Regions from separate parts of the Homo sapiens genome. Here regions 1, 3, 4, 5 and 6 are each linked to region 2. Evidence: chromatin contacts called from ENCODE Hi-C or POLR2A ChIA-PET data. All regions are on one chromosome and are shown on one strand. Each heading gives the region's core, a stretch centred on a gene start or an enhancer-like site at or near the end of the contact. The rest is flanking DNA. Distances are from core to core; before and after follow the strand shown.

Region 1 (4,119 bases), core at 1,004-3,503, 990 kb before region 2:
CTGAGTCAAAAACCACTGCAATTTTTAGTGTTTCCTTGGCCTTAGCCACATTCATTGCAGGAGGAACCTCAGGAGCTTGGAAGCAGAGCATCTGCCCACTAGCGGTCTACATGGGGCCTCTGAAATTCACAAGTGCGCCAGGAGCTCATTACTTCTTGCCCTTCTCCCTGTCTCTCTGATTCACCTCTTGTTTGATGCCCTGAAGGTGACTAATGATTCAGAGCATCCCATCTTTGGTTCCGCCCAGGTATTCTCCTTCAGACCTTGATTCCACTTGAAAAACAAAAAGAAAACAACTCTGATTCATTTGATTCCACTTCTTTGGGGTTTTGGGAGTGGGGAGACAAGAGTGATGGAGAAAACATACAAATTGGACTGGTAAAGTGGTCTAATTCAGAGGGTGCATTGCCCTGCACCTGAAGGTGAGGAAAGACTGGCAGCCACCTTACCAGCACCTGACATCAGACATGAGTGACAGGCAAGCTCCCGAGAAACCTGTGGAACCTCACCAGCATGCAGACTGTCTTTATTTACTTTCTTTTCTACTTGCTGTGCCTTTGGTGCTGGAAGCAAGGGCATGGACGGACAACTGCTCAGACTAAGGTTGCTTCTCTAACTCTCCTTCCTGCCTGGCACCATTAGCTCAACCCCTCATCACCTCTCAGAAGATTGGACTCCAGTTCTGAGTCCATCCCCTCGCCGTCAGTCCTCCCTGGAGTCCATTTGCACTCCAGGCTAAATTAGCATCTCAAAAGCCATCTTCTCATTATGTCACTGTCCTCCTCAAAAGCTGCCAGGCTCCTTGCAGTCTGCAGACAAAGTTGAACTTCTCACTGGTCTTCAAGTCCCACTGGCTTTAACTCCCACAGATTCCCTACCCAATCAAAATTATGATGTACCCACTCTAATCAGTCATTCTTACCCTCCACTAAGAATATCTCACATCCATACCTCTATGGAAATCACAGGCTCTAATCATTTACTCTCTGGGTGGCCTTGGAAAAGCAATTTATCACCTCTGAGCCTCAATTTCCTCATCTACAAAATGATGCTATCTAACAGGGGAGGATTTCCATGAAGAGGAACTGAGATAATATACAAGGGCATAGCACAGTACCTCAAACATAGTGAGAGAACAACAAAAGTTAGCTTTAATCATAATCATCAAAATAATAATGACATTGATAATTGTCATTGATAATTGGTCTAGCTCATGTCATCTCTTCCATGAAGCCTTCTCTGATCTTCAATCTGAGTGTGATTCCTCCTTCTTTTGAAGTCACCCTATACTTGTAGGGCCATCCCCATATGCTACAGGGTATCACAGTGACTTCTCCACTTATCCTGTCTCCTTCTTTATCTGCCTGTGGGTCATTTGCCTCATCTAAAACTGAATCCTGGCACTTGGTAAAGCTTTATTTCATGTGGATGTTTCTCTGGATTCTGCAGGCAGGGCCAGAAAATGTCAATGGTGATTGTGAACTGTTCTGGAAGAATAGGGTTTCCCTTCAGAAATAAAAGAGTACCTCACTGTGGTACCTCTCTGCCTGTGTGGACACACAACACAACCCAGCCCAGTCTGGGCCACCAGAGGAACCAGCTGGTCGAGCTTTGTGAACTTTGTCTTCATGCCCCGACACCCTACTTCCCAAAGCCTGGACCGGTAAAGTTCTTTTCACCAGAAAGGACAAGGGCAAGTGAGTGCAAGAGAGAAAGTGGCACATTTATCACTGAGAACCTGCTTGGGAAATGGGGGAAAGGGGAAGGGAAGAGATCTTATTTTCTAAGACTTGAGAAGGGAAAATGGAAGTGGGAGGGAAATCATCTGTGGCTTATGTTCTCTAAAGTTCAAAGGGAACTTGCTGCCCCATACATGATGTTGATTAGGGAAAGTATCATCTAGTTACACTGAACCCCACAGATTGGTAAGCATGAACTCAGAAGGGTCCCAGCTTTCTGATTCATCTGATCCACAAGCCTTGGTCAGCAAGCACGCAGTTGCTTTTGCTTTAAGATGACCTTATTTGAAATTCCTTATGTAGCTGTCACTGCCAGCACTAAAGCCTGGTCATTTACAGTAGCTGTCCTTTCTGAATTTAAATCTGATAAAACAGGCTGCGCCTGCCCCACACCTCCTAGGGGTCTAGATCTGAAAGGAGCCCCAGGGATCATCCCATCTAGTCTAACCCTGGCCCAGAGAGGAAGGGTCACACCACCAGGCAGTGCTGAAGCCAGGCCTGCAACACACTTTCCACTACCCCAAGATGCCCCCACTGGCTGTTCAATTTAAGGACATAACCCGTGAAGAAAGGAGATTGTGAAATGCTTCCACTAGAAGCCCAAGGGTGGCTGAAAGCCCAGATGCTTCTCTCTTAACCCTCCTAACCTAGTCCCAGTTCAGCAGTTTGCTTCCCACTGTTTCATGTTAACCCTTTTTCTCCATGAGGCCAAGGCTTGTCTTCCAATGAGCAGCTCCTTACAATAACTAAGCCGGCTTCTGCTTGTACCTTCCCAGACACCTCCACTGGCAAAACCTTTCCATTGAGCAATCTTCTTGTGAAAACTGACTCTTCTTTGCCCTTTACAATTACTCAGCAACTCTGCAAAACAGTAACCCAACTGTTTATTTTGATTTCAAGCTTGGGGTTAAAGGGCTAGCTTTGTCATTTTTTTTTTTTTATTCCCCTTGAGGAAGTTACTAGAGACCTCAGGGATTTCTTGTCTTTGACTCTTGACTACCAGCTTGACATGCCTCCATCTTCCACTAGCCCCCAGTCTGTGCCAGGTGACACAGAAGTTTCCAGGAAGGAAAGGGGATACTCCTCCAGAGGAAAGATACTTCCTAAATGGAGAGCTGGCATTCACTCAACCTTCCCTCCAACCACCCATCCCCAAGGCACCAACCTGCCCATGTTTTCAATGCATCTGCCAGGCTGCATCACTATCTCCCATGTTTGTTCTGTAGTTTCAGAGTTTACAAAGCACTCTAACCTCCCTCAATTCAGGGGATGTTCAGGACCTCCTGAAGGGTAGGCCACACAGGTTTGCATATTAGAGAGGAGATAATCATATATGTTTATGCTTATATCTGGGACTAACCTAATCAAGGTTAGAAATTATAGTCAGCCTCTTGACTCCACGTTCAGTGTTCCTTATAATCTTTCTTCTGCCAGCTACTCCCGTTATTTTCCATCTTGCATACCCAGCTAAAAAGAGTTTTCTAGAATACCATTCTTCTTCGCCTGCTCTCCCATTCACAAACTTTCAGCAACTCCTAAATGCCCATAGGATAAAATTCCAATGACTCTGCTTGTCTTTTAAGGCCCTCCACAGTATGACTCCATAATATCTCCCTAACATTATTTCCACCATGTCAGCATGGTGAAGCTATGTGAATTTCCCACAATGTCTAATGCACTTTTTAAACCTCTGGACCTTAACTTTTTTGTTTGTTTGTTTTTTGCTTTTTGTTTTTTGAGATGGAGTCTCGCTCTGTCACTCAGGTTGGAGTGCAGTGGCATGATCTCGGCTCACTGCAACCTCCACCTCCCGGGTTCAAGCGATTCTTCTGCCTCAGCCTCCCAAGTAGCTGGGACTGAGGCACGCACCACCACGCCCAGCTAATTTTTGTATTTTTAGTAGAGATGGGGTTTCACCATATTGGCCAGGCTGGTCTCAAACTCTTGACCTCGTGATCCACCTGCCTCGGCCTCTCAAAGTGCTGGGATTACAGGCATGAGCCACTACACTTGGCCTGGACCTTATCATGTTGCTTCCCCACACCACCCCACAGATCCATCTTCAAGGTGCTTCTTCAATAATGGCACCCATTGCTAGAATATCTCTGGATGCTCCCAGCACACAGTGAGCTCTCTCTTCTTAAATTCCATAGCTTGTGTAAACCATAATACTCTCTAGGCCTAGAGAGCAAATGTGCATCAGGCAGAAGTTAAGGCTAGCCTTTACCTGTCATCTCCCACCTCAGCTCAGAAAAGGGTCTCCCACCTCAACTCACATGCATCTGCTGGTGGTTATTTACTAAATATCAGGTTCAAAAATAGTTTAGGGTAGGGCTTGCCTTCTCATGGTTAGACAAATAAGAGAAACAGAAGAAAAAAA
Region 2 (4,175 bases), core at 389-2,888:
TTAAATAATTTGTCAGTATTGTAAAACTACCTATCTTTGTTATCAGAGAAACATGACTGTGACCAACCTAGGTATATACAATTTTCCACAGCCATGTGAAAGTTTTATGACTCTTTAACATTTCTGGTTGTCTGCTATGCTCGGTGCATTGGGCTGGCTGGACCTTGTATATGTTGGGAAGAAGGAGGACTTACAAAGACTAAGATACAGTCTTTGCTTCCAAGAGGTAAATAAAAAACAACTAAAATATTCTATCATCCACACCTATTCCCTCTCCCTTCTTTTTTCAGCATGTTACTGGATGCTGCCTCTTTATCCATCTGCCCTGGTGGAGATCTTGAGGTTACAGGAATAGCCAAGAGAGACACAGGCAGAGTTAAGTCCAAAGCAGTCAGCAAAGGTGGGGAGACATAGATGGGTCCAGGTGGTAAGTAGGATTGGCCTTGTTATTGGAAGCTGAATGTAGTTACTGGACTTGGAGATTTCGGTTTCTAGAGAAGACAGCAGCTCTCCATGCCCAGTTTAATACTGTGGATTAGCGTGGGAGTGGCCCCAGACCCACAGGCAGAAAAGGCCAATGGTCAGAGTGGAGATCCTCAGGACACTCCAGGTGTCTGAGGGAACGTAGGTTTATCCCTCTTTATTACTAAGTGGATTGCTGCTCCCCCTTGCAGGCCAAAGCATGAATACTGGACATAGCCCACATCGAGGGTAGAGAACTTGGTTTTGGCTCTCAAGTCGACCACTCATCAGCAGATGACTGTGAGCAAGTCACTTCCTCCCTCCAAGACTCCATTTCTACAGGGATTCCATAAAATGGGCATAAGAATTTTCACTGTGCTCGTATGGACTGGATTAGGCCATCATGTGCATTAACACACTTGGCTGTGAGCACTAGGTGCAGCCAAGATGCTGATGGGAAAGAAAAGTCTAGGTTTTGCCCCCTGCGTCGTTCCTCGTGACAGGATTATGCTGAGGGAGGGCACATTAGATTGACTCACACATACTGAAATGGTCATAGTTATTGAGGTTACCCAGTTTCCAGGCCTGAACTAGTAAACCCAGCAATGAGAATCAGCCAGCATTAGCAAGTTTTCCGTGTGGGAGTGGGGTGGGGGTGGGGACTGGAGGGAGCAGGCGCTGAACCAGGAAAGGAGGAGGATGCTCATCATTGGCTAAAGATCCATGCCTGGAAATTAACGGCGTTAAAGTGAGACTTGCTTCAGGTTCCAACCCGGTAAGGCAAATGGAGAGGCTGTCAGGAGACCAGAAGTTTACCTCAGCTATTGCACCGACGCACCACGTGCTCTGGTGCACATCCACCGCCTCTTCCTGCCTCAGTTTCTCCTTTTGTAAAACAACAGCTTGTAAAGGCCTGGGGATCTTCTCATCCACGGGAGTTTTCTAAGGATGCAGGCGAAAGAGGTAGGAAAAGTACTCTGTCTCTGTCCTGGGTGTTCGGGATCAAGGCCTTTTGAACCAATTCCGGAATCCGCCACCGGGCGGTGGTAGGAGAGAGCCAGAGGATTCGTCAGTAAGTGTGCGTGCGTGACAGAGGGCTTTTAAATAGATCGCTTTGTATCTAGCACGGTAGCACCTGCTTCTAAGCTTCCAACGGCAGCTCGAGCAACGCGATCATTCAGAAGCGGCCGCTTTCCATTCACGTCTATAATTAGCGCGCAGGCTGCAGCTCAGGCTCGAGCTGCAAAGCGGGGCGGCGGCCTTGTGGGCGGGGCCACCACCTCCTAGCCCCGCCCCCTTCGAATTCCACCTTCCCAGCCCTTCCCAGCCAGGAGCCTCCTGCAGCCTCCTCCCCACCCCCACTGTCTGTCCTCGCCCTGGTTCTGGGCTTCGCTCTCGGCGCTCCAGGATTCCTGGACGACAGGGCCCAATCGTACCCTCACTCTGGGATCACTCTTGTGCAGTAAATAAGCACCTTGAAAGATGCATTCCAGGAGGGCAGCTATATTTAGAGTGGCATCCTCCTCTCCTCCCCGCACGCTCCTGCGTCCCGCCCTCTCCCCTCCCCGCCCCGCTCCCCGATGCCCCTCCCAGCCACCTCTCCCTCTTTGTCGCATTACATAGTAATCTGAGATGCACTGGATGTGCTCCAGGGAACAGAATGTACTTGGCAGAGACGCGGGGCTTGATGTCTGCAAAATGTCGGAAACGCAGCCAAGAGCTGCTAACTGGGTCATTAACCTCCAAAAGCAAAGCGAGGACTGTAAGGCCCGCTCTGCCTCCCTTCATCTCGCCAATAAAAGTGCCTCAGTGTGAGGGGGAAGAAAAAGCCCAAGGTTGACTGCTTTGATTTCTAGGCACCAAAGGCAGGCCCGTCCTCTCGTCCTGGCCCAGGCCCCAGCCCCTCCGGGCCAGCCCCTGCGCCACATCAGAGTTTACAAGTGACCTTTGAAAGGCTCAGCAACCCCGCAGGGCCATGCTTGCGCCTCAGCAAAGAAGTTACCCAGCAGCCGTTCCCTACCGCACAGCCTTGGACACATTTTCTTGGGTCCAGGAGGAGTTAAGGGAGTGGGGGTGAGTAGGGGTGAAAGGAGAAGGTTCCAGGTCCTTCACCTACAGTGAAGGGCTCTGCTGTCTCTCCCCTCCTCTGCTTCTCTCCCTCTTTTTCCTCCCCCTCCTCTTTCTTCTTTCTTGTCTTCCTCCTCTCCCTCTTCCACTTCTTTCTGAGAGCAGGCTTTGAGGTAGGTTCATGAATACATGGCCTGGGTCCAGGGGATTTGCATTCAAGCCGCTTGCAGCTCTGTTACTTGCTATGTGACCTTGGGTGAGTCACTCATTTCTCTGCTTTTAAATTCCCTTCTTCTCCATTGTTCACCACAATAACACCTTCCTGACATACATCACAAAACAGTGAGGCCAAATGAGAAAGTCTTTCCCTGACCGCCTTGTCTTTCACCCCTCTGAAAGCCCTGAGGTCCAAAGTGCCTCTGGCCTTGTGTGTACTCCTGGAAAATAGGAATACAAGTGGTCTCACCAGAAAGATTCAAACGTTTGAATGTTTTCAAGGGGATAGCCCCTAAAATCCACCCTCTTCAAGTTTTCTAGCCCTGTGAGGTTGCCAAACAGACACTTCCCCCTAATGCTCCAACCCACTTCTCCAGTGGCTAGAGAGAGAAAGTGACCGGTACAGAAACCAGAAGAGGTTGTGCAGTTCCTCAAATGAGACTCCCTTCCTTGTTGGAGGGAAGACAGTCAGCCTGGTAAGACTAGCAGCAGCCCACGAGATGTGGGTCTGAGCAGTCTCAACAAAAGTCCAGGATGAGGAGAATGGAGATTTGTGCAGCCATGCTGATAAGAGGAGGAAAGCTCGCTCCTGGTGCTCTCTAGGAAATTAGAACCAAGCCCAGCCTGGCATCAGCACCCTTCCTGCCTCATCTCTCGTTGGTCTTACCACTCCTTCCATGGCAGCCACATCAGATGGGTTCTGGCTGGTCGCGGTGCTCCATGGACGCCTCCTGCTTTCCTGCCACTTGGGCCTTGGCTGAGATGTCTTAAAAAATTTTTTAAACTCATCAGAATTTGATGGCCTCTATTTGGCCTATCTCTGCCACACATTCAAATCTTTCACATCCCTCAAAACCCAGCTTCAATGCCATCTCCTCTATTTAGATGTCACTTCTTTCTCTTTCAGTCTCAGTACACCCAGCCAGCCTTGGGTTATGCCATTTTTGTGCTTGCTAGATCCCTCTTATGCCATAGAGATTTCTCTGTGGATACAAACTCTGCTGTTGATCTCAATACTGATGGCTAAGGTATATCATAATACATCATAAATACATCCTGGTTTGCCATCTCAGTTTATGACTTTGTCTTGGTATAATATAAAATGTACCTTATGGCTAAGGTACATCATAAGGTACATCATAATACATCCTGATTTGCCATCTCAGTTTATGACTCTGTCTTGGTATAATTAGTTATTAATAGGTCCCTCCTTCACCTTGAAGTTTTTGGGTTTGGATGATAAATTATACAGTCACCTTACTGAGGGTCTCTATCCAAGTACATGGTACATTAGCAGGGGCTCAGTAAATGTGGCAAAGTACCTTAAAGGGCATTTAAAGGATCTTTTATACCCAGGTCACTGGGGCTCTCAGCCCTACCCTTTTCACTCCTTTTCTGGAGGCAGGCTACCATTTGTTCCTCTTCTCTCA
Region 3 (4,359 bases), core at 1,584-4,083, 870 kb before region 2:
TGTTCTACAATTTAAAAATTTAACAAGCAGTAGAGACCTAACAGTGTTGGTGTCCCTGAGTGGGGCCTCCTGTTCCACGGTGTCACTAGATCACAGTTAAGCCACTCACCTATGAAGGGAAATTTAGGTGGTCTCCATTTTTTTTGTTTATTATAAACAAAGCTGCAATGAACACTTTTTATGCCCTTCCTTAGAAACAACCCCTAAAATGCCATTTTTTTTTTTTTTTTTTGAGACAGAGTTTCACTCTTGTCGCCCAGGCTAGAGTGCAGTGGCACGATCTCAGCTCACTGCAACCTCCGCCTCCTGGGTGCAAGCAATTCTCCTGCCTCAGCCTTCCAAGTAGCTGGGGCTGCAGAGGCCCACCACTACGCCCAGCTAATTTTGTATTTTTAGTAGAGATGGGGTTTCACCATGTTGGTCAGGTTTGTCTCGAACTCCTGACCTCAGGTGATCTGCACACCTCGGCCTCCCAAAGTGCTGGGATTAGAGGCGTGAGCCACCATGACCTGCCAAAATGCCATTATTTTTTATTCTAAAAGATAATTGCCAAATTTGACTCCAAATATATTGTATCAATTTTCAGACCCACCAACAACATATGAGAGGATCTTTTCTTATGACCTAGTTAAAATTTGATTTCATTGATCCTTTTAAATCTTTTACCAGTCTGATAGTAAAAAGAATTTGGATTGTTAATGTTAATTTGCCTTTTGAATATGATGTTTCCTTTTAAGGAAAATAATAGAAAGTATTGACACGTCTCCAGGGAGACCACAATATGCTGGAAAGATTAAGGTCTCTGGGGTCGAAGGGCCTGGGATGATTTTTCAGATCTACTACTGACAACATGGCCTCTGGCAAGTTGCTCACCTCTCCCAGCCTCACTCTCCTGTCTGTAGAATGGAGACAGGCGGCACTCTGCCTTCATACAGATTGTGCAGTAGTTGTCATGAAAATGCTTCTTAAATGGTGCAAGTAGCTCTTACCTGACTTTTAGAAGATGATATACTGAGGCCGGGTGTGGTGGCTGACACCTGAAATTCCAGAACTTTGGGAGGCCAAGGCAGATAGATCACTTCAAGTCAGGAGTTCGAGACTAGCCTGGCCAACATGGCAAAACCTCATCCCTATTAAAAATACAAGAATTATCCTGGTGTGGTGGTGTGCACCTGTAATCCCAGCTACTCTGGAGGCTGAGGCAGGAGAATCGCTTGAACCGGGGAGGCAGACGTTGTAGTGAGCTGAGATTGCACCACCACACTCCATCCAGCCTGGGCAACGGCGGGGTGGGGGGTGGGGTCTGATGGGGGATGGGGGAGACTCTGTCTCAAAAAAAATTATACAAATAAAAATAAGAAGATGTTAAATTGGTGCTCATTGAGGGCTTACATATTCTCAAGCACCAAGCAACGTCCTTACGTAGCTACAATGGCCTATGTCTTATGTTGGAATATGTTTAATCAGAATTTCTTAGCAATCTGAAAGATTAGGCCTTTGAGTTTTTTTTAGTTTGCTTGATTTTGTCTTTGTTTATTTACATGTCTCATTTTTTATTTAATAGAAGCAAATGCAGAACAAGGCCTGGATTAGCTGATCAACAGTGGGATGGTGTGTTTCCTAAAGCCCAGGATCTCCACCTCACCCAGGGAAATGTTGCAGTCTTTTCTGAGTTTATTTCTACTATAAGAATTGCACTATCATATTTGCTAGAGGTCAAAGCATTTCCTACTTTGGGAAGATGGAAAATTTGATAAACCTAATACACAATGAAACTAATTATCAGACACAGAAGCCCAGAGGGGTGCAGAGAACATTTTTCACGCTTTGGCCCTAGAGCCCCATTTCCCCTTTCTAGAAGCATCTCACTCTCAGTCCACGAGGTCTGAGTGGGACCTGTCCCCAGCCCTGGGGTGGAATGCATGGCTCAGGCCTACATCAGTTAGTGCACTGCAGTCACCAGCCCCCGTGATTGGCTCACAAGAGGGCATGTGATAGAAGAAGCCTCATCAGAGCGAACCTTAGGGTTTTTGCAGAGAAGGCTGGGACAGAGAACTTTCCTACTTCCCCCACTGCACATTATCCTAAAGGACTTCACCCTGGAAACTTATGGAGGTCTTCTTGAGAGAAAAGAGAATGTTAGAATGGAGGTAACATAAAGGAAGAAGAGCTAAAAGATGGAGAGAGCAAAACCAGATCCCAAGAACACAGCCAAAGCCAGATGTCCTCCTGGCATCTCAGTTGTACAAGCTAATCTGTTGTCTCCCACATTCCCAACCATGTGAACTTTTTTTTTTTTTTTGGCTGAGTCTGATCTATCACTTGCGACAACTGGCACTAGTGGGGCCCCATGCACACGCACACAACCACACTCAATATTTCTTTCCACATGCGGAAAGCAGGATGGTGTCACAGCAGAAGCCCAGGCCTGGAAGGCAAGAGATCTAGGTCTGTCTGTGGCTTTGTCTCTTTGACATTCAACTTCTTCAGCTATAAGGTGGCTGGGGAAGGGGGAGGTTGGACAAATAAGCTCAAGATGCCTTCCTGCTCTGACACTCTCTGAATCTGTCAACCTGAACGTCTTGGTGCTCCTGGGGCCATTGAGATTGCTGGATCCTGATTCTTTGAAGCATTTCATTCATTATGGTAAAGAAGGGTTTAAGTGGCCACCAACAGAGAGACGTGAAGTACATGAAACAATTAGGTTCTCTGTATCTCCAGCAGAATTGGCCCCAGAAGAGGGTCAGGCTTTGCAAAGACACAGAACATTTTTCCCGCTGGGCTCCTTGGGAAAAGGTCTCAGCATTATGGAGGGTGTCTCTGGCTATTCACAGCTTGCCAGTGGGAACAGCCAAGAAGGAGAAGAGGTCACATGGCCAGGCCTGCTGCCGGCACAGAGTGTTCTGTGCAGCTGATGGCTGGGCAGGGATGAGGTTTGCCCGATCCCCTGCTGAGGCTTCCTATGAAAGGTAGGCCTGAGAGTTGCCAAAACATATTCTGCAACAGGGTCTATGAAGGTCACCATAAAGCAGGATTCAGACTCCATATTAGTTGGTTATCTCTTCTATACAGAATGTTATGCCAAGCATTTCTATATATATTCCTTTTGTTTGTTTGTTTTTGTTTTTGTTTTGAGAGGGAGTCTTGCTCTGTCGCCCAGGCTGGAGTGCAGTGGCGTGATCTCAGCTGACTGCAAGCTCCACCTCCCGGGTTCATGCCATTCTCCCACCTTAGCCTCCGGAGTAGCTGGGACTACAGGCACCCGCCACCATGCCCTGCTAATTTTGTTTTTGTATTTTTAGTAGAGACGGGGTTTCACCATGTTAGCCAGGATGGACTCGATCTCCTGACCTCGTAATCCACCGGCCTCGGCCTCCCAAAGTGCTGGGATTACAGGCATGAGCCACCATACCGGGCCTGCATTGTGTATTTAAACCTCACAACAACCTGGTTGTCCCCTAATATCACTTCCAGCTTATAGGTGTAGAAACCATAGCTCAATGAGCTGAAGTTGCAGTAATTTACCCATGGTCACACAGTAACAGAACCACAGTTAATTTCCCTAAAAGAAGACAAGATAAGGGCTTGCATGGTGATCTTGCCATGCCATGAACAGGAGCTGCAAACACAGGGATCAAAACATGTGCTCCAGTCGCTTCTCACAGCTGCTTTGGTAAACACTCTGAGACAGTGTGTGTCACTTTCTTGACTGGACTGTGAGTTCTTGGACATCAGGGCCCTGCATGATCCAATTATATGTGTCTCCCACAGTTCCTTGCACAAAACAGGAATGTGAAAAGCAGTTTCTCTCTGGCCAACCACTGACCCCAGAGAAGGATTGGCCCCAACCAAAGGTCAGCAACTGGATGTACTTCGGGGCCAAGCAGGCAGTGGAAACACAAGAAATACCCAGCAAAGTATGAGACAGAAGTGCGTGGTGGAAGACTAAAGGAACAAAATGTACGGGACTGGCCTAAGTCATTCAGGTCAAAAAGTTTCAGAAGGAGTGTACAGCCAAAGAAACGAAAACAAAAACAAAACCAGGAAGACCGAATGGGGCCCCAGAGCATCAGCTTACAGCCCTCACTATGACTCCACCCCGACCATTTAGTTTGATGTGGAATTGACAGGTATCCCTCCCACACTGTAACTCCAGTCTTCCAAGATGGAGACCATGGCTGAGACACTTTATGTCTGGTTCTCATTTAACGCAGCATGTGGCACAGAGTAGATATTTAGTAAATGTTTGCCAAATAAGCTCTTAAAATTAAATTTTTCCAAACTGGTATAAGCCTCGCGACGACAAAGATGTGTGAGGAAAGCTACTGACTTAGTTTCCACTGACTTAGTTTTTCTAGT
Region 4 (4,115 bases), core at 51-2,550, 520 kb before region 2:
GCTTCCTTATAGCACTGTTATATGTGGCCGTATTATGGTTGACATTAAAAAATGTGTGTATTTTTGAAAGAACTACTTCCTTTATTTTAAATAGAAAAGAACACAGCATCTCTGAGAGTGAGAAGATCAAAAATAAGTTAAAAGCTTTTCTTGTGATTAGATTAACCAGATTGATTAGGACAAATAGGGTTTATCTATAGCTTAATAAATAAGTTATTATTTCCTCAAAATTTAGACTTACTAGGCCTAAAGGAGCATAGAGGTCTTTAGACTTAATAAGTCTAAATTTTGAGGAAATAAGTTGGAAAAACTAGAGTTCAGAATGAGTAATAGTAAAGGCAAAACTAAGATTATTAAGAAAATTATCAGAATTTCCTATGTGATTTTTTTAACAACTTTCCCTGGCTTATATTGTACATGGGTTTAAGTTATCTTACAGCTCTTTAATTATTTTTAAAAGTAGGATAGCATGTTATCTTCCTTCTCTCTGTCTATACCAAGTGTTTGTTATTTGAGCATTACAGTTACACACCACCACTATCTGGTTGTACCGTGACTGAAATATCAGTTAATTGGAAAAGTGAAAAAAACTCTTTAAACTCAACCTATACAATTAAGATGATGAAGTGGCAGCAATCATTGCACTCTTTTACTTACCTGTGTGATTTGTTATACCATGTGTTTGTTTAGAATGTAAATAATGTGCAGTTAGAGTAATAGATGCAGATGACTGAACATCCTTAGACATCTGGAGAAGCAGCACTGGCAAGATTATCTCTGAAAATTTCTGAAAATCTTTTTGTTGCAACCTGAGAAGGCATAGACATAACTGAAAGCCCAATAGTAAGGCCAAGTTCAGTAAAGTTGAAAATGCTTTACACCATCACTGATGATGTTGAGTCTTCCCCACCCAGCTCAACATTGAGATTTTTTTTTTATATGTAGAAGTTATTTGTTCCAGAATTTTTCCTTTAATTCATTGAATTATTACATAATTAACTTTTTTTTTCTTTAGGATTTCTTGGCTCTCAAATACTTTTACTCTTTTTAGAGTGCTACAGCCACAGTTTTCTTAAATATAGGGATTTTTGAGGTATCATATTTTGCTAATGGTAAGTTTATAGTATTCCTAAGCAGCTTATCTCATACAGTTTTCTCTATATTGAATATGATTCAGATGAAAATTAACCTGCGTGAAATGGTTGTCATCTGGAATGACTGCCTTTTACCCTAGAAAACAGCCAGCCCAAGGTTGAGAACACATCTGAGAAACTGTGCCTATTTTGAGAACTACCAAGAAATTTTTATTCACTGGAACAGCTGCCAGGAAACTTGTTGGTCATAGACCAGTGCCTTAGTTGGGCATTTTTTTCAGAAGTAGAGAAAGGCAAAGCTAGAGTCACCGAGGGATTGGAAGGATGAAAGACGTGTAGTTGAAAGCTGGGCACCATGGAAGACCGAAACACTCTTCAAACATTCTGTTTTCAAGAATAAACCCAACCCTAGGAGCACGAGACAGAGTATAAAGAGCCATGATTTTTAGCGAAGACCTCGCATTTATCTTAAAATTTGATTTTGTTGTGAATATAATCTCAGAATTATGCAGGGATGGTCCATCAAAAAGGTCTGCCAGAGTCAAGCTGAGTTTATCTTAGCCATGCTGAAAAGTAGGTGGCAGTCAATCAAAATGGCAATTACTGTACAAGACAAGAGTTCACTGGAGGGAAGGGTGAATGGAAAGGACACTCCCTGCATTCTTGAGGCCTATGTAAATCAACAAATGACTCTGGGTTAGTTTCCACAATTGTAAAACAATGTGATTGAACAATATTGTTTCTTCACTTCCTTCCTGCTCTAAGATTGTACAAAAGTATGATTCAACTACAGATATTGCATAAAATTGGTTACTCCTGAAGTGCATGGAGTAAAATTGTTCCCATAGAATATCGTGAATTTAGTTAGGTTGTGACATGGGTCATAGTCTCCGCAGTCTGTACGCCCTCAGTATATTCCTCTGACAACCCCATGTCCTTTCATTCTAAGCTAATATCCTTACACATCTTTTTCTCTACACCTGAGCAAAATATACATTCATGTTCTTAAGTGCATGTAGTTAAGAGGAAGCTAACACTTAATTTGTTCCTGCTGTATGCCGGGTATCTGGTATGTCATCTTCATAGCATTATTTGAAGTTTGGTACTAATATTTCCATTTTTCAAGTGATGAAATTAAGGCTCAGAGAGATAGTAAGTTGCCCAAGGCATCATGACTTACAAAGAATGGATCTTAGATTTGAACACAAATATCTCTAAATCCAAACTTCATGATTTTTCTACTGTATTTCATTTGCTCACTTCCAAAGTCTATACAAAAATATTTGTTAAATGTGCATGTACTGAGCTACCGATATCTACTATATCTGTGTATACAGCGATAGCTATCAAAAGGAGAGACGTCCTCTAAATCTTTGATAAAAGTATGTCAAAATGGAACCCTCCCAGAAGGACTTCATTTTTAATAGAAATCAGAGTATTAGCTGAAGGCACGAAGTTCTAAGATAAAAATGTAGCTATGAATCAGGGTGGATTCAGAGAGGTCTTTGTGTGTATGCTATAGGTGATCATGTGTGAATTTGACCTACGGCAAGAAGAATTTTTTTTTTTTTTAAAGCTCTTCCAGGTTATCCTTGTGTTGGGGAGGAGGATAGAATAAAGAAATGAATGTCTTGCTGGTTCTTCCAAGTTGTATGAGGATAATATCACCCAGGGATGATATGCTAGATAAAGACCCAGGATCTTTATTACTTTTTGACATTTAGTTTTGTTGTTGTTGCTTAAATTTCTAGTCTGTTTTGATGGCATTAGAACCTTTAAAAGGAGCTTGTAACCTTTTCTTTTTACTTTTCCTGAAATGTGTGGATGGGAGGATTGGACAAGAGCCTCAAGGGATGGGAAGAAGAGCTCAGTGCGAACACACATGCATTTATTCATTTAGCAAACATCCATTAAGTGCCTAGGACCTTTAAGGTATTCTGCCAAGAGCTGTGCAGGATAGGAATGAACAAGGGATGACCTTTGCTTTGGCTATGTACACCAGAAAAACGAGCAGGGGCTGGAGGACTCTTGCCAAGAAGCTATTTAGTGGTTCTCTTAGAGCCTTATCTCTATCTAGGCTGGAGATTAACTCAGAACATTTTTTTAGTCTGTTTACCTCTAAAATGAAAAGAAATATATATTAAGAATAAGGAGGTGGCGTGGAGCTTTCACTGAATGTATTTCAACTGGAGTATTGAACGTTATAGTGATGGATACAGTTAATCCATCACAACCACCATTTCAAAGGAAAGTGGGGAAATCCTTTGTCCCTGTGTGAAAAATAACTTAGGAAATTTTGGTCTGACAGTTGTGAGAGGGTTAAGAAAGTCAATCATTTTGTAACCAGGCACAGCAATCTTGTATGAACCATGTCAGGATGTTGTCTGCATGCCGTCTTTGCTGATCACAGTAATCGGGTCATAAGAGAAAGGGAAGTAATAGAGTGTCTCTTAGCAACCAACCCCAGGAAAAAGAAAATTACTCAAACCCAGCCATCCAGCCAGAGAAGTAGAAAGAAAAAAATATTCTGATAGTTTGCTGAAAGAGCTCAGGGATGAGAGAGAGAGAAAGAGAGAGAGACAGAAAGTGAGAGAGAGAGAGAGAGAGAGAGAGAGAGGAGAAAGGAGAGAGAGAAGGAGGGAGAGAGAGGAAAGGGAGAAAGAGGAGAAAATAGGAAGGAGAGAGAGAGATGATGGAGAAGAGAGGCCAGAGAGAAAGAGGAAGGTATGGAGAGACAGGAGGGAGAGAGAGAGAGAAGGAAAAGAAGGAAGGAAAAAAGCAGAAAGAAGTAAACAAAAAACTGAAACCTTTTATTTCTTTGTTTTCCTTTCTCTTGGTGTTATCTTTTTTTAAAATTTTTATTTCAGAAAGAGAGAAAGAGGCAAAGAGTGGGTGAGGACAAAAGAAACCCTGTCTCCTAAAACAGGAACTTGATAGTCCACATCGTGAGAGAAAGTGGGGAGGGTGAATGGTAGTATAACTTCATCGTGTCCCATGTTTCTCATGGTTTCCAGTTGCGAT
Region 5 (4,101 bases), core at 1,541-4,040, 680 kb before region 2:
TGGAGGGTCTACTGTGTGCAAGGTGTATTATGTAGGAAGCCTTCCACAGTTCCCAGAGCTAGGTGAGCTCTGTCATGTAGGCCTGTCTTGTACATATCACCTTCGACATTGCTGAGCAGTTTGTGTTGGACATGTTTGATCTCCTCCCCTAGAATATAAACAGCTGGAGAGTAGGATGCTTATTAGTAGGTGCTTATTAAGCTTTCTTTAAAATGAGTAAGTGCACATGCTACCTTTTATAGATCTGTTACCTTCTAATGAAGGCAAGAACAATAGGAACAAACATTAGTTTTGTGTGTGTGTGTGAGAGAGAGAGAGACAGAGAGGGAGAGAGAAAGAGAGAGAGAGATTTTGAATGGGAATAATTATGAGGCCACATCTGAGGGCAAATAACCACTTCCAAGTTGAAGAAAGGCAAGGAGAAGACAGGAATGAGAGGAGAGCTGTAGCAGTCAAAGGAAACGGGATGAGAATATGTTATTCTCTGAATCATAAAGCATTTGCTCTGAGAAATGTTTTTCCTTAAGTGGTATAAAATGTAAAATGAATTGGGTCTTAGTTTTTCTTTTCCTCTTTAGGAGGTTGGAGCTGATTTTTAAAATGAGGTAGGGGAGGGAGGTGGGGTTTGGAGAAAGAAAGTGAAAATTGTTTTCTGAAACTCTGTTTGTCAAATAACTCTCTGGAGAGAAAGTTCAGAGGGTGAGGGCCTGCCAAAGCTGACCAGCAGCACACAGGCCAAATCGTTCTTTCGTCATTGTCCTGGTCACTTCCCCACCCCTGTTCGCCACCCCCAAACACCTTTTTTCTTCTCTCTCTCTCTCTCTGTGTGTGTCTCTCTCTCTTTCTTTTCTTTCCTTTTTTTTCTTTTTATAACATATGAATATTATAAGTAAGTAGCTGGAGAAAATAAAAAAGCAAAACAAAACACAAAGTAAGCAGATGATTTCAACCTGCAATTATTTGTCAGGTCATAAAAATGATGTGTCTTAGATTTATTTACCTGATCTCCTCATCTGTTTTCCACTGGAAGCCTTCTGCTCGCGTCACCCTTCTTCATTTAGTTCCCCAAACTTCCACCCACTTTCTGACTCAAAGCAGGAGAGAAGCATTGAACAAAACCACTGGATTTGGAGAAGAGAGAAAAGCAGCTTTTAAGAACTGACTTTAGAGGTTTAGCACGAATTAAATTCCTGGTCTTTTCTTTCTGCAGATTTTTCAGCTATTGTTGTTGTTTGTTTTGTTTTGTTTTGTTTTATGTTTCTTGAGTTTATCGCTAAAGATGCTTTTCCGTGGATGGCACAAAAGTTCAGCTATGGCCATGTGCTTACTGAAGGCCTGTATATGGAGGCATCACAGTGGCTGGCCTTGAAGAAATTAAGATAGTGAAAGAGGACCCCTGTCTGCGAAGAAAGAGCTCATGTTTGTGTGTGTGCTCATGCTTTGGGTGCTACAAGGAGACTGGTGTCTGGGGAAGGGAGGAAGGGTGATGGTTACAGGTATAGGTAAATAAGTTTTCCAACAGTTAACAATACTTGGAGACAAGCTACAGAGTGATCAATGCTAGAGTTAGGAACGCTGTGAGAAGGCAAGGTGTTCTGTTTGTGCCATTGGGGAGGGCTTTGCTGTGGGGATTGGGGGAAGGATATTGTTTTAGGCTTTGCTAGATGGCTAGGACTTTAACAAATAAGAAAGAAAGAGCTGAGTCTTTAAGACAGAGGGAATAGCAGAGACATGAAAATATCTAGAGAGATTGGGAGTGGGAGGCTGAGTCTGGAGGTGAGATATCTGTATCCAATCAGAGAAGTTTCCTATGCCTTCCTGTAATGTTGGAGGCTTCTTTTTTTTTTGGTAATCAGTAAGGAGCTGTCATGGGCTTTGTAAAAGGGCTGTGATAGGATTACTCTGGTGTGTGTGTGTGTGTGTGTGTGTGTGTGTGTGTATGTGTTTTGCTTTTACTTTATACATTTCAGAGTCTTTTTAGGAACTCTTAGGCAACCTTAACTCTGGGGAGTGTGCATTGCCTGTCTTTATATGTCTTTACTTCTCTGTTGCTGCCTGGTTCTGCTCCTTCTCATGCTTCTGTAACAAAGTGCGGCAATGCAGGCTTCTAGAAGGTGATGTGAGATCTCTGAGCAGACCATGTGTGTGTTCTTCCCATCCTTTTTTCCCCTCCCTTTCTCTTCCTCCTCCTCTTTCTATATCACCACCCTCACCAGCAGCAGCAGCAGCACTCCCCTCCCTAAAATAAATAAACCAGTCACTCCAAAGGTTCCAAGCACATTAGTCACATATCCCAGAAGTTTAATACAGAATTATTTTGACAGCGAGAACAAGAAGTGTTTTCTAGTTGAACGCACAGAACTTGCTTATTCCAACTGGGCTTTCTGCCGCACAGACAGATGATACGTTTTTTAGATGGATTGGCCGCACAGCGCAGGAGACTGTCGCTTCCCTTGGATACACAGCAAACTGCTCACTACCAAAAGTGGCTGGGGAGAAGATGTGAAAGGAGAGAGAGAGAGCGCGAGAGAGACAGAAGAGAAGAGGAGAGGGGAGGGGAGGGGAGGAGAGGAGAGACGGGGAAGACAGAGAGAGAGAGAGAGAGAGAAAGGAAATCAAGTTCTTATTATGTACATAACTTTCTCATTAATGGCTTCCATAAGTCACTGAGAGATTTCTTTGTGTTTATTTATTTATTTGGCTGCTTTGGAGCCATGAGTCCTTTTTTAAACCCGGGTTTATGTCTGTTCTAAAAAATGAGGACAGATCGAGTTATTGCCATGCGGGTGGCTCTCCAAGCATTCCAGTTGCATAGCTCTTCCAGAAATATTTCTTGACGCACTTATTTAGCACTTTCTATTGCCGTTACTGAGCAGATTACAGAATCCTCCCGGCCCTTTCACCAAACCCGTCTAGAGCTGGTATGGATCTACTTGTGCCTATCTGGCAGATAGAAAGATAGAGGAATGGGAAGGTGAAGTCCATTGTTACTCATGAAGGATTTTGACCAGTAACCTCAGAAGAGTCAGAAGAAGAGAAAAAGCATGTGCTCTCCTCTTTCCTGCTTTGCTTTTCTGCTTCCAAGTCCCTCCTCCAAGCAGGAAGATCTTTCCTGAGCAGCAGCGTACCTGGGTGTGAGAACCCAGAGGGAGTGTGGTGGAGAGACGTGAAGGGGTCAGTTCCTGGAACATTCTGTTCCCTCTAGCTCCCATGATCATTGACTTCTTGCCTCTCAAGTCCTTCTAGGGATCTCCAGGCTTTTGAGAGGCTCAGCTGACCTCGCTCACTGCTGTGCATGCTCTCTGGAGCTTTCTTGTCCTCTTTTGGTTGTTTCTTACTAGCCCCTCATTCCCAGGACTTTTTCTGAGGAATCTCTGTTAGTTCAGGTAATAACTGGCTGTGAAACCTACAATAGTAAGTTCTTTGGATGTCGGTGTTTTCAGATGTTTCTTCTTCATGGAAACTCTTTATAAATCCCTCACAAAATGGGATGTCAAATCTCAATATGTAAAATAATCAAAGTGCAGTTAAATGGTGGTGCTGTTGTTAAAAGGTGGAAGATCTCATAGGCTTCTAGCCAGGGCCGAGTTATCTCCCCAGAAGAGCTCTGTGCCTCTGTGGACCCACTTAGTAAGCCATTGTACTGGAGTTGCTTTAAGGCTCCCTACAGCCCTGATGACCTGTGCTCAGCATTCTTTCAGCTTTCTGCCTCTTTGTATATCTTTCAAGCTTGAGAAAGATCCTCTATAGATCAGGAAGATGTGTCCAGTAAGAGATTTGACCTTTGCTGGTTTCTTGACATGGGCTTTGATGAAACCCTTTTAGCATGCTCACTTTAGATGATTCTTCTCAAGGGGGATGTCAGCCCCAGGACCCCCCAGACCTCCATCCCTAAACCCGGGCTTGCGTGTCTGGCAACCCAGGGCCAGCACTTCGTTCTTACACTCAGCTGAGTGGTAGTCCTGCCACCATTGCTGTGGCTCTGGGACTATAGCCTCTGCCTTAGGAACACTTATGAGAGGAATCGATGGAATTCCAACTATTTTTAAGGATTTTTTTTTTTTTTTTTTTTTTTGCTGAGTTTGCATTGCAAAAGGAAGG
Region 6 (3,957 bases), core at 399-2,898, 550 kb before region 2:
GGTACCACTGCACTACAGCTTGGGCAACAGAGTGAGACCTTGTCTCTAAATAATAATAATGATAATAATAATAATAAAAATAAACAAATAAATAAATTATAATGTCCAAACTCAATTCAAAAGCTCTAAGCTAATTTATAGTAGTTCTGATGTAGGATACAAACAACACAGTTGACAGTTTTGTGAACAATATGATGTTCAAAAGGCTGAAGTATAATCTCTAACTCCCCATCTTGTTGCTATGATTACTCTTAGCAGATTATGTGGCCTGAATCAACATTGGTTCACAGTCACAAGCAGTGTTATCAGATGTAAATATGTCTTAACGTTCATCAATAGTAGACTCATATTCATTGAAGGAAAAATTAAGAATTTCTACTTTTTCAAGTTATAACTAAAATTGCTTTTAAAATCTTCCTTATTTTATTGAGATATCAAAATAAATATTCAAAAACAGAAAAATACAAACAGAATCATTAAAAAATTAAGATAATTAGAACATCCTAAAGTGGTAGCAAAATCTCATGGCCTGACTAATGGTCATGACACACTTGTAAATGGATATCTAAAATGGAGTGTTTACATGTTTTAATACAAGTTTGAACAAGCTGTCAGGGAAACACAGCTAAGTGAGCTGCAGTTAACTTGCAGACTTACACAGTTATTGGTAGGTTTAGAAATAGAAGATGCTAGATAACCGTTAAAGAGATTGCTAGGTCTCATTAGAGATCATATTGGTGATTTTTCCTATCGTCACTTTTTCCTGGGTGAGGGGCAAAATCTTTATGAATTAGGCACTTAGCGTCTCACCTTTACAAATCCAGATTTCCACCTTTAGAAGCAGATTTACTGAACTCAAAGAGGTGCAGGCTATTGTTGCCTGTTTTCTCTTGGCCTTGAACAGAAAAGCAGTCTATAAGAATCAAGGACTTAGAAGAAACCTGCTAAGGAGCCCGTTTTTTTGCCAGCACTGCACACTCCACAGACTAGCCATAACATTGTGGATCATAAGAAGTTGTGGGAGGAGATTTTGAAGGTCATCATTAGTTGCTTATTATTTTAAATCTGCAGAAACTGAGGTCCAGAGAGAATTCACATTTTCTTGGTTACTTTGCCACGTGGAACAATTGTTATCAAATGTGACCTGGAATGCAAGGTTGGGGCCATTTATCTTCTGTGCTAATTTTCAGTGCCATGGTTGCGAACTTTCTTGGCAGAGAAATTGTTTACTTCTGTGCCCTATTCCATTGCCTTTTACCTACCCCATCTAGTTATAATCTAGCAATAGAGTTATAAGCTTGTGTAATCAAACTTTCCCACTGCAGATGCTCTTTGGAGACAGAATATTTGGGTTTAAACCCAGCCTCTGATATGTTCTAGCTGCTCTATTACATTGGATAAGTTTCTTTAGCTTCTCTAAATCTCGGTATTTGAATACTCAAATTAGAAGACGTAAATTATTTCCTAAGATTTCTCCTAGCTGGGGTTCTCTATGACCTTTTAGCTCTTAAGTAGTCTGTCCTGGCTATTGTCAACCATGTCTTTTTTTCCTTGACTGATAGAAACTGTGGCAAACTAAAGGCCACTTAGTCAGTATTTGTTCCGTCCTTAACCTTCTCTCCTGAGAGTCCTGATCTTTCAGTGCTGTTGTTTCCCTGTCAGGGTTGATTGTTTCCTTTTCGAGTGCCGTTCTGAATCTGAAGTGAAAGTGCAGCGTGGAGGCATGTCACTGTTGTGTCTCACTTCTTTTTCTTTTTTTTTTTTGAGATGGAGTTTCACCCTGTCTCCCAGGCTGGAGTGCAGTGGCGCGATCTCGGCTCACTGCAACCTCTGCCTCCTGGGTTCAAGTGATTCTCCTGCCTTAGCCTCCCAAGTAGCTGGGACTACAGGTGTGCACCTCTGTGCTCGGCTAATTTTTGTATTTGTAGTTGAGAAGGGGTTTCAACATGTTGGCCATGCTGATCTTGAACTCCTGACCTCAAACGATCTGCCTTCCTCGGCCTCCCAAAGTGCTGGGATTACAGGTCTGAGCCACTGGGCCCGGCCGTGTCTCACTTCTTTATCTGAGACAATGTTTACTGGTCTAGACCTGATGCTTCTCTCCCTTGCTGCTTCGTAGTTTATTTGGATCCTGAAATGCCGCTGAGTTTTTCTTGTCACCTGCAGCATTGCCAAGAACAAGGAGTGCACCATTAGTGTTAATTTATTTTTTCTGGTACTCTGTGCAAGGCAGATGGGCATTTAATGTGCTGATTCCAACCCTACCTTCCCTCATCTACACTCCCTGGTCTCATAGGAGTTAAAACATAGTTTTGTAAGAAACCTTAGCTCCTTGAACTTGTGGACTTGTGGGAGAATCATGGAAACATGAGAGTTAGAGGGAATGGTAGTGGATATCTAATCTTTAGTGTACAGATAGGAAGGGTCACTGAGGTTCAAAGAGGTTAAGAACGAAAGTCATAGACCCAATTAGTGACTGAGCTAGATAGAAAGTACGCCCAAGTCCTCTGCATCTAAGTCTAGTGCCTTTTCCAGTTTTTCCAAATGTCTCTCAGATAGCCTATATAAAGGTTTGGCATTTCTGTAGCGTTGTTCTCTCGTTACCTCTTCTGAGCAATGCCAGCTGTCCATGCAGAGAGTGGGGCACTTAGCCAGTGCTGGGCCAAAGCTGTCTGTAAGAAGAAGTTGAGTGAATACATTGACATTTTCAGCCCATGGTAGATCCTGCTTTGCCCTTCCGGCTCTATGTGACCTGATGCTTCAGAGGAAGAGTGAATACATTTGCTGTTCAACTAACAATTGTGTGTAATTTTCAGCCTGCCTTATTCTTCAATGCTGTCTTCCCACGCCTCCACCACATGCCACAGCATATCTGCTTCGCAATTACGCTGGTAGGGACTTACCCCGTTTGGAAAAGGTTTGCCTAAATACTTATTTACTTGTGCATGATACATCTTGATTGATACCTTGTTAATCTCTGAGATCAACCCAAGAATCCTTCCTTCAAGGGGGAGGATAGAAGAGTCAGGGAAACGGGTGACAGAAAAAGAGAAAAAGAGGACTGTGCTTCCTCACTGATGAGCAAAGAGGAGAATTACAGATGATATCAAAACAATGAGGAGAATCACGGGTGATATCGAATCTGCTTTACTTGGCGTTGGCTACTTGTAAAGTCAAGATCTTTCATAGACTCATAAAAGCTTGTGAGCAGAGTTGTCATTTGTACCATCTAATTCCATCACTACATTTTTCGAGAAGGACACAAGATTTCAGAGATAACGGAAGTTACACAGTGGGCTCATGGCGGAGCCAAGACTAGAAGCTGGGTCTGAATTCTGAAGATCAGGCATCTTTCCACTAAATACTGAGATGTGAACAATAATGGAGAGCCGTATAGCCCAGAGGGGAAACCACATTATACCACTTTAGTGGATGATTAGGAAAGCAGTTTTGAAATTCCAGGAAGGTACTGACTTTTGTATAAAGAGAATGTTTAAAAAAAAAAAACCTTCAAAGTTATAGGAGAGTGTTATTTAAATTGTAACAGCTTGTTTAAATGAAGAAAATGTTGCTAAGGGACATGAATGCTAAACGTTAGTCTGCCATCAGCTACTTCTGATGTTTAAGTCAAATAGTCCCTCAGTTCTGTGGTGTTAATCTACGTCCCTTTTCTAATATCATTCATTTATTCAGTGCACACTGACCAAGAGCTAGGCCTTGAGTTAGTTGCCAGGAAGATATAGGGACTAATACAATGTCATTTAAAGATTAATAGAAATGCTCTAAGTCAATTATTCTCAACCCTTGAATCAGAGTATATACATAAAGATCCCCATATGAGGTTAGTGTGCAGACTGTTTTGATAAACACTACTCTAAGTTTATTGCACTGGATGTTGGATAATATGATGTAACGGTTGTTTGTTTTTCAGTTTTGGTGATCTATATAAATCTTTTT

The links. A loop is a pair of places that touch in the nucleus more often than their neighbours do. ChIA-PET counts read pairs that join two places held with the same protein, here RNA polymerase II (POLR2A). Pooled maps may share reads with other maps.
Region 1: a map of gastrocnemius medialis shows a loop between it and region 2 (4-fold over the local background). The contact joins the enhancer-like site here to the promoter of TPRG1-AS1 in region 2. A Hi-C loop is called at or near these places in 4 of 168 maps with a recorded cell type or tissue (PC-9, Ramos, gastrocnemius medialis and 1 more) and 5 of 50 pooled maps. POLR2A ChIA-PET finds 5 or more read pairs at or near these places in 4 of 52 experiments (OCI-LY7, Panc1, WTC11 and 1 more).
Region 3: a loop to region 2 is called in a map of gastrocnemius medialis, with 5 times the contacts of the local background. The contact joins the enhancer-like site here to the promoter of TPRG1-AS1 in region 2. A Hi-C loop is called at or near these places in 5 of 168 maps with a recorded cell type or tissue (GM12878, OCI-LY7, PC-9 and 2 more), 2 of 37 single-sample maps with no recorded cell type and 13 of 50 pooled maps. POLR2A ChIA-PET finds 5 or more read pairs at or near these places in 1 of 52 experiments (OCI-LY7).
Region 4: a map of CD14-positive monocyte shows a loop between it and region 2 (6-fold over the local background). The contact joins the enhancer-like site here to the promoter of TPRG1-AS1 in region 2. A Hi-C loop is called at or near these places in 5 of 168 maps with a recorded cell type or tissue (CD14-positive monocyte, Calu3, aorta and 1 more) and 10 of 50 pooled maps. POLR2A ChIA-PET finds 5 or more read pairs at or near these places in 2 of 52 experiments (MCF 10A and activated B cell).
Region 5: a map of sigmoid colon shows a loop between it and region 2 (11-fold over the local background). The contact joins the enhancer-like site here to the promoter of TPRG1-AS1 in region 2. A Hi-C loop is called at or near these places in 29 of 168 maps with a recorded cell type or tissue (IMR-90, PC-3, PC-9 and 17 more), 1 of 37 single-sample maps with no recorded cell type and 30 of 50 pooled maps. POLR2A ChIA-PET finds 5 or more read pairs at or near these places in 1 of 52 experiments (BJ).
Region 6: a map of heart left ventricle shows a loop between it and region 2 (5-fold over the local background). The contact joins the enhancer-like site here to the promoter of TPRG1-AS1 in region 2. A Hi-C loop is called at or near these places in 6 of 168 maps with a recorded cell type or tissue (Caco-2, Right ventricle myocardium inferior, heart left ventricle and 2 more) and 18 of 50 pooled maps.

The regions. Positions count from the first base shown.
Region 1 is chr3:187,952,901-187,957,019 of GRCh38, forward strand. No RefSeq gene overlaps it. Among named protein-coding and RNA genes, the nearest start is that of LINC01991, 21 kb to the right of the region's middle. Within about 2 kb of position 2,254, at least 14 of the 41 ENCODE cell types and tissues checked have a DNase peak (open chromatin) inside an H3K27ac peak, as active enhancers do; they include OCI-LY7, PC-9 and gastrocnemius medialis, where a contact is called at or near this core.
Region 2 is chr3:188,946,001-188,950,175 of GRCh38, forward strand. TPRG1-AS1 (TPRG1 antisense RNA 1) reads right to left here and starts at 1,639. Exons shown (of 2, transcript NR_046873.1): 1 at 1,279-1,639.
Region 3 is chr3:188,073,543-188,077,901 of GRCh38, forward strand. No RefSeq gene overlaps it. Among named protein-coding and RNA genes, the nearest start is that of LPP-AS2, 78 kb to the right of the region's middle. Within about 2 kb of position 2,834, at least 8 of the 41 ENCODE cell types and tissues checked have a DNase peak (open chromatin) inside an H3K27ac peak, as active enhancers do; they include gastrocnemius medialis, where a contact is called at or near this core.
Region 4 is chr3:188,429,918-188,434,032 of GRCh38, forward strand. All of the region lies in intron 4 of LPP (LIM domain containing preferred translocation partner in lipoma), which reads left to right. Among named protein-coding and RNA genes, the nearest start is that of LPP-AS1, 140 kb to the right of the region's middle. Within about 2 kb of position 1,301, at least 9 of the 41 ENCODE cell types and tissues checked have a DNase peak (open chromatin) inside an H3K27ac peak, as active enhancers do; they include CD14-positive monocyte, where a contact is called at or near this core.
Region 5 is chr3:188,263,966-188,268,066 of GRCh38, forward strand. All of the region lies in intron 2 of LPP (LIM domain containing preferred translocation partner in lipoma), which reads left to right. Among named protein-coding and RNA genes, the nearest start is that of FLJ42393, 87 kb to the left of the region's middle. Within about 2 kb of position 2,791, at least 21 of the 41 ENCODE cell types and tissues checked have a DNase peak (open chromatin) inside an H3K27ac peak, as active enhancers do; they include IMR-90, PC-3, ascending aorta and 7 more, where a contact is called at or near this core.
Region 6 is chr3:188,395,868-188,399,824 of GRCh38, forward strand. All of the region lies in intron 3 of LPP (LIM domain containing preferred translocation partner in lipoma), which reads left to right. Among named protein-coding and RNA genes, the nearest start is that of LPP-AS1, 170 kb to the right of the region's middle. Within about 2 kb of position 1,649, at least 7 of the 41 ENCODE cell types and tissues checked have a DNase peak (open chromatin) inside an H3K27ac peak, as active enhancers do; they include heart left ventricle, where a contact is called at or near this core.